Regions from separate parts of the Mus musculus genome. Here all the other regions are linked to region 2. The links are chromatin contacts, found by POLR2A ChIA-PET in ENCODE. All regions are on one chromosome and are shown on one strand. Each heading gives the region's core, a stretch centred on a gene start or an enhancer-like site at or near the end of the contact. The rest is flanking DNA. Distances are from core to core; before and after follow the strand shown. Region 1 holds the start of Fdxr (ferredoxin reductase). Region 2 holds the start of Jpt1 (Jupiter microtubule associated homolog 1). Region 3 holds the start of Cdr2l (cerebellar degeneration-related protein 2-like).

Region 1 (4,404 bases), core at 96-2,595, 240 kb after region 2:
CGTTCCTACTGCCATTTCCCTCTCACAAAACAAGTGGCATACTGTTTTGTGAGATCAGGTGCCACTCTGTATACAGCCCAGGCTAGCTTTGTACCTGAATTATGGAATAGAAGATTCAGCTAGGGGCGGGGCGGGGCGGGGCGAGGCAGGGGGCAGTTAAAACGTAGAGCAATTTTGTAAGTCCCTGGGTTCAATCTTCAACAAGAATAAACAAGAATCAGATGTTGTGAGGATGACAGGTTAGTCTTCCAAGAAGGAGAAGGACTCTCAGAGAAGCACTGGGCTTGTCTGGTTAGAGGTGACAATGGGTCCTGCCCTTATTTTAATTATATTTTTTGTGGTGTAATCGAAACCAGGATCATGTGCACATTAAGCATTCACCCTTCTTCAGGTCCTGTTCTTGTGTAGAAAACATGTGTGGGTCGGCTGGAGGGTAAAGTTGCTTGCCCTCAGCCTTAAATGAGTCTGAAACCCAGGAATTCACGTAGAGGAGGGAACCAACTCCTATAAGCTGTCCTCTGACTACCACACACCACGCGAACGCTGTGGCAAGTGTACACCGGCCCCCATAAATAATGTAATAAAATATATAAATGTTAGAAAAAACTTTTAAAAGATATTGATTTTAGGCTTTGCATCAATTTTCTTTTAAAACATGGAATATGAATGATTTACCTTGACTACTGAGCTTTTGGGTGCCCCCTAAGGTACGGTCTCACCCTGATCCCTGTACTGTCGGACCAGGGTCGAAGGTCGGGCTCTGGTCTCAGTGCCAGAGGGGGAACTTCTTCGCGTGTTTCCTCCCCCATCGTGGGAAGAGGGTGACTAGAAATAAGCTCTTGAGAGTTTAACACTTGTCCTTCTCTGACACGCACAAGTAGCTGTTTGAGGCTACATCAGTTCAACATCCAGACTTAAAAATCGAGGAGTCAAGAATAGCGGATACACGAGACTTCCGGGCTCTGGCCTTCTGATTGGCTGATACAAAAATCACTCAAACAACGACAACGGGGCATTGCGTCATCAGCGAGCGGCAAGCTTTACATAAAGTAAGCTCCTTTCCAATTGGCTCCCTTCTTCAAGAGCAACTGAAACAGCATAGGGGATTCGCGTTTCTTCAAATCTAGACTTCCGGCATCTGGAGGTACTAGGAAGACCGGAGAAATTTGATAAGCTTTTGAGGATTGGACGTTCTGGGGGCGGGGCCTTGGCGAGATGGGGGCATGGTTCTCTTTGGGGGCGTGGTTATTTCGGAAATCTTGGTGAAGTCTCCAAGTTGATGTTTCTAAGCAAGCGGGAGGCGAGGCTTGGGGCGGGGCTCCAGTGATGGGCGGGTCCAGAGGAGCGTCCTCGGCGGGCTGCTGGACCTGCGCTCAGCACTAGAGTCATTGCTAGCTCTTCCGCTTGCTGGTTGCACTTCTCAGCCATGGCTCCTCGCTGCTGGCACTGGTGGCGCTGGTCCGCGTGGTCTGGGCTTCGGCCGTCTCCCTCCAGGAGCACTCCGAGTAGGAGCAGGGCTCTTGGGGGCTGCACCAGGGCGAGGGGAGGCCTGTGATCAAGAGCGGGGGTCCGAGCAGAGCTGAGGCGGGGCTGGAGAGGGGCAAAGCTGAACGTGTCTGCTCTTGCGGGAGAAATGGGAGTGATGGAGAGGGGAGGATCTGTGCAAAGAGATGTAAGGCGTCCTGGGTAAGACAGCTCAGTAAAGGCTAAAAGGATAGACCATGAGGTCTTTATGTGTGATACGAGGTGAACGGAGGTGACAGGCAAATTCGAGGTGAGGAGATGAGCAATAGAGTTCTGTGGGGGAAAGAAGGGCTAGAAAAAAGCAAAATAGAAACGTGATGGGCATATGAAGACATGAGATCACATAAGGAACCTCTCAAGAAAGATAGTGCTGTGCAGGACAGCTTGGGGGATAAGGGGGTCTGGGGCAGATTATTTGTTATTGTTCATGGGTGAGACATGGGGTTCTGGATAAAGACAGCTCTGGCATTCAGATGAAATGGTGAAGCTTTGAGGAACGGAAAAAGGAAGATGCAGGTGAGGGTGAAGGCAAGGTGCAACTGGACAGAATTGGTTTGGGGTGGTAGGAGGGTGTTGGTTTGACCCTGCTGTCCCCTGCTCTACCTAGCCCCAGGCTTCTGCCAGAAGTTCTCCACACAGGAGAAGACCCCTCAGATCTGTGTGGTCGGCAGTGGCCCAGCTGGCTTCTACACAGCCCAACACTTGTTAAAGGTAAGCGAGGCACTCCTTCCAGGCTCCCTTCTTACCATTCATTTCTTGTCCCAATTCTGGGGGTAGGCTCCAGCCCTTTGGTTTGTCTGACAAGGAAGGGGCTTTTGACTAATGTAAGCTGTGTTCTTTCTAACTGATTCCACAGGTATAGCTGAGGCGCCCTAGGTCCTCAGCTGTGAGAGACATGCATTTGTTCCATGGATGGTGGTTGGGGACAGATGGGCAGCTGTCTTCTGCTTTGTAGGGAAGTCTTTTTCAGTCTAATGGGATGGCTTTCGCCTCCCCTTATCTTTACGCTTCTTTATCTCCAGCATTTTATATTTCAAGGCAATCTTGTCTGCAGCTTTGCGCCCTCCCCACGACCATTCTCTTCCACAAAGGCCAAGGTCTCAAAGCTTTCAGTATTAGTCTTGCCAGACAGGGCCTCAAGGTTGCCAGATGTACTGGAAACTCTGTCTCAGACCTTAAAGCAAAAGAGGAAGGGGGCGGGGTACTGCAGAGAAGGCTCCGTGGTTAGGAGTGTTTATGGTCTCACAGAGGACCAAAAGATGGGAGTTGGGTTCCCAGCACCCACACAGTGGCTCACAACTCAGCTCCAGGGAACCCAATGTCCTCTTCTGGCCTCTGCTTGGCCCTTCATTCTTGCACACACACAACATACATAACTAAAAGTGATAAAATAAGTAATTTTAAAAAGTAAGGAATACTGAGCTTGACTGAGACAAGACAGTGTCTGAACTTTAGAGGGGCTTGTAATACCAACGGGACAGAAGAAAAAACGATGATTATATTGATATCACATACAAATGTTTGAAAGGCAGAGTGACCCAGTGGCCTGGTTTACCTGGAGCTGACACTAGGAGGGTCTCATGGAGACCTCTGCTGTGAAGTGACCTATGCATGACTCTGCAGCTACATACCATGATCTACACAGGTCAGCGCTACCAGAAGCTGTCCCTAGAGAATGTATATTTGAGAAGCACCAAAGGTCATGTCTGGGCTTCAGCAAGCTCCCAGGTTCCGACATGAGTCAGCCTGGAGTGCAAGGCCACTGCTGAAGGACAGCCTGGGCTCTGGGATGGAGACCCAGGGGTTCTCAGGGTTGGGGTGGGTATGTGGGTGGTGTGGTTGGTATTAGGGAGGGTACTTGTAAGGGGCACTGAGGTTGAGGGAATGAATAGGATCTAGAAGGCAGGGCTTTTTGTGTCTTCTCAGTGGGCGGATCTTGACCTGCAGGCACGCGGGTGTGTTTATGGACCTGACAGTGTAGCTCGAGGAGGCTGGTTTACAAGGTATTTTAGGGCTTAAGCTAGGGGTAACCCCTAGCCCAGTCTAGAGGGAGAGGTGTGCAAACTGTATTTTATGGAGCATATGAGAATAAAATAGCCTCAAGAATGAGGAATTATGTGGATGAAGGCCAGAGGAAGGAGAGTGGCCCTGAGCCATCATTCCAGAGCCTATTCCAGAAGGCCATTGAGTATCTGAGGGGTGAAGAGGTGAGGGCCCAGATCACAAGGTACCCAGAGACCACTGACCACGTTGTAGACTTGAGTGGCTTTCTTTGGACGCTCTCCATGTTCCCTGCTGGAGCGGTTTTATCTAAATAAGCATTTCTGGGTTCAGCTCAGATTTAACCAAACTCTATGACTAGGACTCTCAGAATCAGCAGTTTTAAGCAAACTCCCTGGGGGCTGGGGGTAGATCCTGACACTCACAGATATAGGCAACAGGCCTCAGTGAGTCATCTCGAGCAAATGGGGAGAGAGGAGATGTCTCAGTGGTTAAGAGTGCATACCGACCCCTCTTGAAGAAGTTCTGAGTTCGGTTCCCAGCACTCCCAACAGGCAGCTTACACCCATCTATAACTCCGGGGGCTCTGAACCCACCTTCTGGTCTCTTTGGGTGCTGTTCTCTGCACCCCACATATGGATAACTTAAAAAAAGACATTTAAGGAAGGAAAAGCAAGGAAGCCTCCCCTAGGGATGGAACACAGGGCCTCGTGAGTGATGGGCGGGCACCCGACCACCAGCAGCTCCCCCAGCCCACTTGTCACTGGGAGTGCTCTCTCTGATGGGTAGACCTTAAGCAGGGCTGTTTGCCCAGAGAGCAAGAGAGTGGGGGAGGAAAGGATGTTGACCGAATAGGTCAAGGTGAAAGAGGAGGCCAAG
Region 2 (4,413 bases), core at 1,800-4,299:
GGGAGAGTATTTTGGTAAGACTGCTGAAAACACTAACCAATTGCCTGAAGAGGCGACAGGAAGAGGAATATTGTTGAGTTTTATGGAAATACTGAGGGTACCCAGGACGGGAGACGTCTACTTTTAGGGGTTAGGTTTGTCATGAGAAAAGGTCGCCCTTCAGCTGCCTACATGCTTTCACCTAAGGCTTTGCCTATGAAGATCTTTAGACCATCCTCCAAGTCCTCCAAGTGTTGCCTGCATTTGTTGCAGGGATAAATTTACCCAGACAGGTGGAAGAGTCATGACTTAAGAGTTGGAAACAGCTGCCAAGTCCCTGGCAGCTCCGATAGTTTTAGAGATGAGGCCATCCCCTTACCAGGCATTAGCCAGCTTTAAAACAGCCTCTGAGGGCAAACCATCGTTTGGGCTTGCTCATGTGCCAACCATTGGCACTTAAAGAGTAAGATCAAAGTGGTTTCTTGTTTGTCTGTTTTATTATTTATTTATTTATATAAGTTTTTTTTTTTGAGACAGACTAGGCTGGTCTTGAACTGAGATTCTCCTACTTCTGTCTTCAGAGTGCTGGGATTAAAGGTGGGCTCTACCACTGGCTGAAAGATTAATATTAAAGAGATTCCAGTCTTTCCCAGAAATGTTGGCACGGGCCTTTACTGGGAGGCAGAGGCAGACAGATCTCTATGAGCTTAAAGGAAGCCTGGTCAACAAAGGGGATTCCAGGGCTGGTGAGATGGCTCAGTGGGTAAGAGCACCCGACTGCTCTTCCAAAGGTCTGGAGTTCAAATCCCAGCAACCACATGGTGGCTCACAACCATCCGTAATGAGATCTGATGTCTTCTTCTGGTGTGTCTGAAGACAGCTACAGTGTACTTACAAATAAATAAATCTTAAAAAAAAAAATTTTAAAAAACAAAGGGAATTCCAGGACAGCAGGGCTACGTAGATAACACAGAGAACAAAACAAAACCCCTGGAATTTCAGCACTTTTTCTGTTACGGACTCTTTAAGATTGCTTCATTAGGTTTCCCAGTCCAGCCTGGTCTTCAGAGTGAGTTCCAGGACAGCCAGGGCTACACAGAGAAACCCTGTCTCAAAAAAAAAAAAAAAAAAAAAAAGATTGTCCTAAACTGGACAGTGGTGGCGCACGCCTTTAATCCCAGCACTCTGGAGGCAGAGGCAGGTGGATTTTTGAGTTCAAAGCCAGCCTGGTCTACAGAGTGAGTTCCAGGACAGCCAGGGCTACACAGAGAAACCAAAAAAAGAAAAAAAAGAAAAAAGAAAGAAAGAAAAGAAAGAAGGAAAGAAAGATTGTCCTAGTGGTGAAAGGTCTCATTCATCTCCACCCAGAAGCATGGAAAGCTGAAGGCTTATTTGGGGCGTGGAGAAAACATTGTTATTTCCTACACGTTGGTCAGGTTAAAGAGCGGATTTACGGTTTTTGTTAGCCATCTACCCTGCATAGTGGCACTGCCCTATATTGCCAGGAGTAGGGAGGAGTGCTGGTGTAACCAAACATTGGGACGGTACTAAAGCATCGGCAGCGGGATGTGGGGTGATGGTGTAGCACAGGCTAATCCAGTTAGCGCAGGCTAATCCAGGAATTCTTTTCATTTGTTTCTGTTTTTTTTTTTTTTCCTAGACGGGGGGGTAGGGGTGAGGGTGGGTGGGGTGGGTGGGTGGGGGGGTGGGGGTGGGGTGGGGGGGGAGTTCTCTGTGTAACATCTTTGGCTGTCCTAGACTCTTCTGCCTCCTTAGTGCTGGGTTCAAAGGTGTAGACCACTGTGTGCCCCCCGCCCTTTTTGAGGCTAAGAAATCTTGCTTCTGCCTCCAGGGTGCTGGGATTAGGGGTGTGCAGCACCCCCACCTCGGACCTTAAAAAAAAAAAATTCCCTCTCCAACACGGTTTCTCTGTGTAACTCTGGCTAGCCTAGAACTCGGAGATCCACCTGCCTCTGACTCCTGAGTTGGTGCTGGGACTAAAGGATTAAAGGCATGTGCTACATCGCCTGGCAAAAGATTTACGTTGTGTACATGTGTGTGCCTGCATGTAACTGCCCAGGTCAGGGAACTGGAGCTACAGTTTGGAGCTGCCCTGTGAGTGCTGGCAACTGAACCTAGGTCCTCTGCAGTACTAGCATATGGCCTTAACACGACATCCCTTCTCTCTTTCCTGCTTTCCTTCTCTGCCTCCCCCTCATTTCTTTTTGACAGGGTCTCACTGTTTAGACCAGACTGGCTTGAAACTCAAAGTGATCCTCCTGCCTCAGTCTCCCAAGTTAAGGCATTGCAGGGAAGTGCCGACACATCCTGCTGAGGTAGCTTTCTATTTAGGTAGCTAGGTAGTGTGTATGTGTGTGTGTGTGTGTGTCTCAGTGCGTGGGTGCGTGGAGGTCAGAGGTTCAAGAGTTGGGTATCCGAAATAATCAAACTCAGAGCTGAAATCAACCAAGTAGAAACAAAAAGAACTATACAAAGAATCAACAAAACCAGGAACTGGTTCTTTGAGAAAATCAACAAGATAGATAAACCCCTGGCCAGACTAACTATAAGGGACAGAGACAGTATCCAAATTAATAAAATCAGAAATGAAGACATAATAACGAAGTATATCTTAAAATAATTATTCTGCTTGTTGAGTATTAACAGTTGAAAATATTAAAATCATGTTCTACAAAAAAAAAAAGAGAGTTGGGTCTCTTACACGTTGTGGGTCCTGGAGATTGAACACGGGTTGTCATGCTGGGTGGCAAGGGCTTTTCCTTATGAGCCACCTCGACAGCCCCTCAAGTAACTTTTTAAAGTGACCGTGAACACTTGAGCACCACCAGATTGTCGAGGGCGTGGAGGAGGGGAGACCACAGCGGCCTTTCTCTGTACAGGAAGGGGGCGGGGCTTAGGCCGAGCCGTCTCCCGCGCAGCCCGTCCTGACGCCGATCTATGATTAGCACTGTAGCTAACCAATAGAAATGAAGAGATCTTTTTAAATTGCCCAATGGCGGCATGTGGAGGGTGGGCCCTATTGGCTCTATAAAATGGGAGTCCGGCGAGCCCCGCGGCGGTAGAAGCTCGTGGAGCCCTGGTGGTTTAGCTTTTGGAGTCGTCTGCGCCTGTTGGTCCCAGTCCCCCTTGGCGTTTTCAGGGCCAGCCTACCTCGCCCCTTGGCGCCATGACCACTACCACTACCTTTAAGGGTGTGGACCCTAACAGCAGGAACAGCTCCCGGTAAGGCGACAGGGTAGGGCTCGAGCCCTCCAGGGCTTGTGGGGACCGCGGGGCGTTGGTGGTAACGGGCCGGGAGCACCGCGCTCGCGCCCGGGGGAGGGTGGCAGAGTAAGGAGTGGGCGCCGCTTTGTGCGGCAGGACTGCCTCGGCTTGTGGCCCCGCCCCAGTCGTCCCTTCTATTCATTTCTCCCCGGTAACGACAGCTGAGGGGGACTGTGGGTGGCGGCCCTTTGCCGTACGGCAGGTTGGAGTCGGTGAGAGTGTGCGGGAGGATCTTCTTTCAGCCACCCGCGGCGACACTGGTCGGGTCCAGGATGGTGGGCTTGGTCTCCCAGGAGCCCAAGGAGCCTGCAGGGCCCTGGGCCCATTGTCCCACATGAGGGCCATGCGCTCCCGCTTCTGGCTCGGGCGTGTGCTGGCCCCGGCCTTGGGCGCTGCGAGCAAATCTGAGCACTGATCCGGCTGGTCTGCAGGCTCTTTTCCTCGTGGTGGCCCGCCGGGGTGTCCGTGTCTGCGCAGCAGGTGCACCTCTGGTAGGGCGGGGCTGGTCATCCCCTCCCTCCACTTCCAGCCCTGGACAGGAGCTCTCTTATCAAAGTGCCTCCCTGCGCCTAACAAAGGAGAGATCGGGTCTCCTCCCCCTCCCCACGCCCACCTCCGAATGCGCGGGGCCGTGAGCCTGCTCAAATGGGTTTTCTGCGCTCAGGTCCTCGGACCTCTGCCCTTCCATGTCGCCTTCTTTACTTCTCCCATTGACTTTGGCCGAATGAGTTCACCCCAGAGCAGGCTTCTCTTGGAGGAGGAGGTTGTCTGTGCTTGGGCGGGGCTAGGGAGCCATCCATTGTCTCTCCAGTAGTATGTAGTATCCCTTCCTGGAAGCTGGGATCTTGCTTGTCCCCAGTACACTGCATTTTGGGAGGAGCTCTGTGACTGGACTGGGACCCGTTTCCTACCCCTCACTTAACTTGGTGAAGATATTTTGTTCAGCGGAGGGAGTCCATCTACATCGTCTCAGCTAGTGGCACACAGTCCCTTAAGTTGGCTTTCAGGCATCTCTTTGATCTTCCCAAAGGCTTGGTTCCATGTTCTCTGGCCATGTATTTTCCATTGATGATGACCCACAGTTGAGTGTGACCAAGCCTTGGGGTCCCGACCAAGTGGCACAAAAGGGAGCCATTTTGTGGGGCTAAG
Region 3 (4,126 bases), core at 70-2,569, 130 kb after region 2:
CTCAGGGTTTCAGTAAGAACCAGCAGAGAGGAGGTTGGGGTCTGACTACTTCGGCAGGCCTTGGCCTTGACCCTGACCCTCTCGGGCCTTCTTGTCAGGTCGGCTCCACCTCTCAGTGATGTCATTTTAGCCACCTCATCACCAGCTTCTAACTCCCCTCTAGTCATTTTCTAGATGAGTGCCACGGAAGTGGCTCCCTCTTTCCCCAGGGATCTCATTTGGCAAAGTCTGAAATTGCTAAAGGACCCCTTCACATCCTGAGCCACTTGGGTGGAAGCCCCATGCAGGGAAGGACCAGGGAACGCCTCTCTTGGGAAGGCAGATTGGAGACTTTCAGCTTCTTCGCAGGCGTGAGCATGCACCACCCCCTTTCTGGGCAGAGGGAAGCGAGTTGGGGAAACTTTCTGGAAGTCTTAGAGCTCAGAAATTCTAGCCCGGACAGGTGCTGTTGATCTGGAGAGATGACCTATCTCAATATACAGTGCATTCTTAGCAAAAGTAACAAGAATCCTCTGTGGGCCCCAAGACTTCCATTCTACCTAGCAATCGGGCCCCCTAACAATACCCTACCGGGGCACGCGAGTAGGTGCTGCTACTAAAATGAGAAGGGCGATGGATGCCCTGTCAACTGGACACTTTTGCAAGTCTCTCTCCAGCGTCAGAATATTCCAGGGCAGCGCCCTTCTCGGTCCACGTCCCCATTCTCAAGACGCATCATGCTCCGTTGGGCTCACCAGGTCCAGCCTAGCCCTTTTCTTGGGGATACCGCCCAACAATGGAGTAGTGGTCAGGGGTCTTGGGGCACACGCTGTTTCCCTCCCCAACGCGCTCACCCTGCTCCAGGTCCTGATGGTCGTACCAGGACTCCTCCTCCTCTGCGGAGTAGTCCTCCATCCCCGCGGCTCTCCGCATGGCCCCGCGGGTGGCGGTGGGCGGGCGCTGCGGCAGCTCAGGGCCTGGGCTCGCAGCCCGGGACAATGCGGCGGAGGCGGCCCGGGCTTCCAACGTCGGGAGCTCGGGCTGCAGCGCCCCTGCGCCCTCCGCCCGTGATCGCCATCCGCTGCCGGCCCCGTGCGCCCAGCGGGGCCTCTGGCTCCCGCGCTCCCCGGGTCCCGCCGAACTGGGGACGCCGGGTGGCGGCGGCACAAAGGGCGGAGGGGTGGGGACTGCAAAGTGGGACGACAGCTGGGACCACCCGGGACCACCTGCAGGGCTAGGGCGTCAGCAGAGTGCGGATGCAGCGGCGGGTACCCCTTGCCCGCCTCCGGCCCGCACACCGCCCGGCCCGCGCCGCGACACCCGGAGCCGCCGCTGCATCTCCGCCCGGCCCGCTTTCAGCTTCCCAGGCCGCCAGCTTTGCGGGGTGGGACCTGCCGCCGGAGACCAATCAAAAGACGTATGCAAATAAGGGGCGGGACCGAAGGCAAGGACCTTCCTGGTGTCCTGGTCCGGGAATTGCTGGATCAACCCTCTGTCCTGCTTTTCCTCCACGTCCGACTTTTATTTACGTCCATCTGGAATTATTTTGTTTGCTTGTTATCTGTCCTTCTGGCTCTCCTGGGAGCAAGGGTCTGTCTGATGTCCACAGTGGTCCTCACCTGCGGAGAACGTGCTGACCCACTGATATATCCGAAGAACTTTTTAAAAAATGGTATTAAATTAGAAACATCTTTAAGAACCTTGAATGGGGGTTTGGCTGCTGGAACACTCGAGGTCAAGAGTTCTTGCTGAGGATTTGAGTTCGGTTCCCGGCACTTACGTCAGGAAGCTCCCAACAGCCTGTAACGCCAGCTTCAGGGAAATTCTGACACCTCTGGCCTCTGGGTACTTGTAATTACATAAAGTCTCACACATAGAAAACACACAGTGGTTCCCTCCTCTACTAACGGGAGTTAGGAGGCTGAAGCAATAGGATTATCTTGAGTTCTTAGGCCAGACTTTTAACACAGCTTGTTCCAGGCCCGACTAAGCTACAGTGTGGAAGTTTTTCTGTAAACTAAACTAAGCAAAGCTAAACATTACTTTAAGGGGGTTGAGGAGGTGGCTCAGCACATTAAAAGTGCTTACCAGGTTTGGTTTTGTTTAAAAAAAAAAAAAAAGCAGAGTGCGTGGCTTGTTCTTGAAATCCCAGCTCTGGGAGCTGGGGAGCCAGGAGAGATGGATCGATGGTAGCCAGTAAACCTAGCCTAATTGGCCAGTGATAGGCCGTGTTTCAAAAAAAGCAAGGTGCACAGCTCCTTGTTCAGTAACACTTGGAGGTTGTCCTGTACCCTCTACACACACATGAACACACATGAGTGAACACACACACACACCTACCTTTAAGAATCTGAGTCTTAGGCTAGAGAGATGGCTCAGTGGTTAAGAGGGCTGTCTCCTCTTCCAGAGGTCCTGAGTTTAATTCTCAGCAACCACATGATGGCTCACAACCATCTGTAATGGGATCTGATGCCCTCTCCTGGTGTGTCTGAAGACAGCTACAGTGTACTTACAAATAATAAACAATTCTTAAAAAAAAAAAAGAACCTAGGCCGTGGGCTGGAGATGGCTCAACTGCTCGTGTAGAAGATCTGAGGATTCATTCCTCAGATCAATATGGTGGTTCAGAAACACCTGGAACTCCTTCCGGGGGATCAGTTCTCCTCTTCAGACCTCCTTGGGTACGAAGCATGCATATGGTATAGATACATTCAGGCAGGCAGACACTCATACACATAAATATAGAATAAATAAATATAGAAATAGAACTCATTTAAAAAAAGAACTGGAGTGTTTAAAAACCTGTATGTCTGGAAACAGGCTGGAAGGAATGAACTTTGGGCACGTGTTACTTGTATTCTGCCCTTTTCACTTTAAGGTCTGTTTCTTACTGCTTAAGACCCAAATCCGATATCCAGTTACACCCATAAAAGCCATGCTTTAATCCATCCAAGAATTTTTTTTTCCTTAAAGGAGTTTTCCTAATCCTCCAGCATTCATGTAATTTGTTTTTGTTGAGACCCATCATGTGTGAACATTCTTTTTTTTTTTTTGGTTTTTCGAGACAGGGTTTCTCTATATAGCCCTGGCTGTCCTGGAACTCACTCTGCAGACCAGGCTGGCCTCGAACTCAGAAATCCACCTGCCTCTGCCTCCCGAGTGCTGGGATTAAAGGCTTGCACCACCACTGCCCAGCATGTGTGAACATTCTTGAGGCACTCAATATATGTTGTGATATAACCAGAAAAGGACATCTAGCCAGAATATGGCAAAACCTGAAAATCCAAAGGAAAAAGGCATATGGCCAGGAGAAAATGGGTAAAAGACTTGACTGGACAAATTTGAGGAAAAAAATCCAAATGGCCCAGTTAACAGTTAATGTGACTAAGGTACAAAGTTTTATTTAATCCTCAGGAAATGCAAATTAAATCCACACTGAGGTACCCCCATTACCATACTTGGGACCTTAACTGTCTCCCAAGGCTCATGTGTTAAATGCTTCACTCTTAGTGTGGTGTTGTTGGGAGTATAGACACTTTTGAGAGATGGAGCATACTGTATGAATGTATGTGTGTGCATGTGTGTATACATGTGTGTACATATGTATGTGTGTGCATGTGTGTATATGCATGTGTGTATGTTTGCGTGCGTATGTATGTGTATATGTGTATGCATGTGTGTGGGTGTGTGAGTGTATACATGTGTGTGTACGTACGTATGCATGCATGCATGTGTGTGTATGTGTGTGTATATGGGCATATGTGTGTGCATATGTGTATATGCATGCATGTGTGTATAAATGTGTGTATATATGTTCTTGTGGGTATATGCATTTGTGTACATGTTTGTGTGTGTATGTATGTATGTGTGTGTATGTGTGTGGGTATATGGATGTATACATGTGTGTATATATGTATGTATGTATATGTGTATGTGTATATGGATATATGTATGTGCATATGCGTATATGTGTGTATGCATGCATGTGTGTATATGTGTTTATGCTGTGTGCATGTGTTTTTGGGTATATATGCATGTGTGTATATGTTTGCGTGTATATGTATATCCATGAGTTTGTATATGTGTGTGTGTGTGTCTTTATGTCACTGAGGGTATAACCTGATTGTGGAGTCCTGGCCTCTTCTCC

What was found. ChIA-PET counts read pairs that join two places held with the same protein, here RNA polymerase II (POLR2A).
Region 1: POLR2A ChIA-PET joins it to region 2 with 12 read pairs in embryonic stem cell. The contact joins the promoter of Fdxr here to the promoter of Jpt1 in region 2. POLR2A ChIA-PET finds 5 or more read pairs at or near these places in 3 of 5 experiments (Patski and embryonic stem cell).
Region 3: POLR2A ChIA-PET joins it to region 2 with 11 read pairs in embryonic stem cell. The contact joins the promoter of Cdr2l here to the promoter of Jpt1 in region 2. POLR2A ChIA-PET finds 5 or more read pairs at or near these places in 3 of 5 experiments (Patski and embryonic stem cell).

The regions. Positions count from the first base shown.
Region 1 is chr11:115,273,910-115,278,313 of GRCm38, reverse strand. It overlaps Fdxr (ferredoxin reductase), which reads left to right and starts at 1,345. Exons shown (of 12, transcript NM_007997.1): 1 at 1,345-1,505; 2 at 2,132-2,235. The coding sequence starts at 1,427.
Region 2 is chr11:115,513,029-115,517,441 of GRCm38, reverse strand. It overlaps Jpt1 (Jupiter microtubule associated homolog 1), which reads left to right and starts at 3,049. Exons shown (of 5, transcript NM_008258.2): 1 at 3,049-3,222. The coding sequence starts at 3,167.
Region 3 is chr11:115,379,109-115,383,234 of GRCm38, reverse strand. Cdr2l (cerebellar degeneration-related protein 2-like) reads right to left here and starts at 1,319. Exons shown (of 5, transcript NM_001080929.1): 1 at 834-1,319. The coding sequence starts at 912.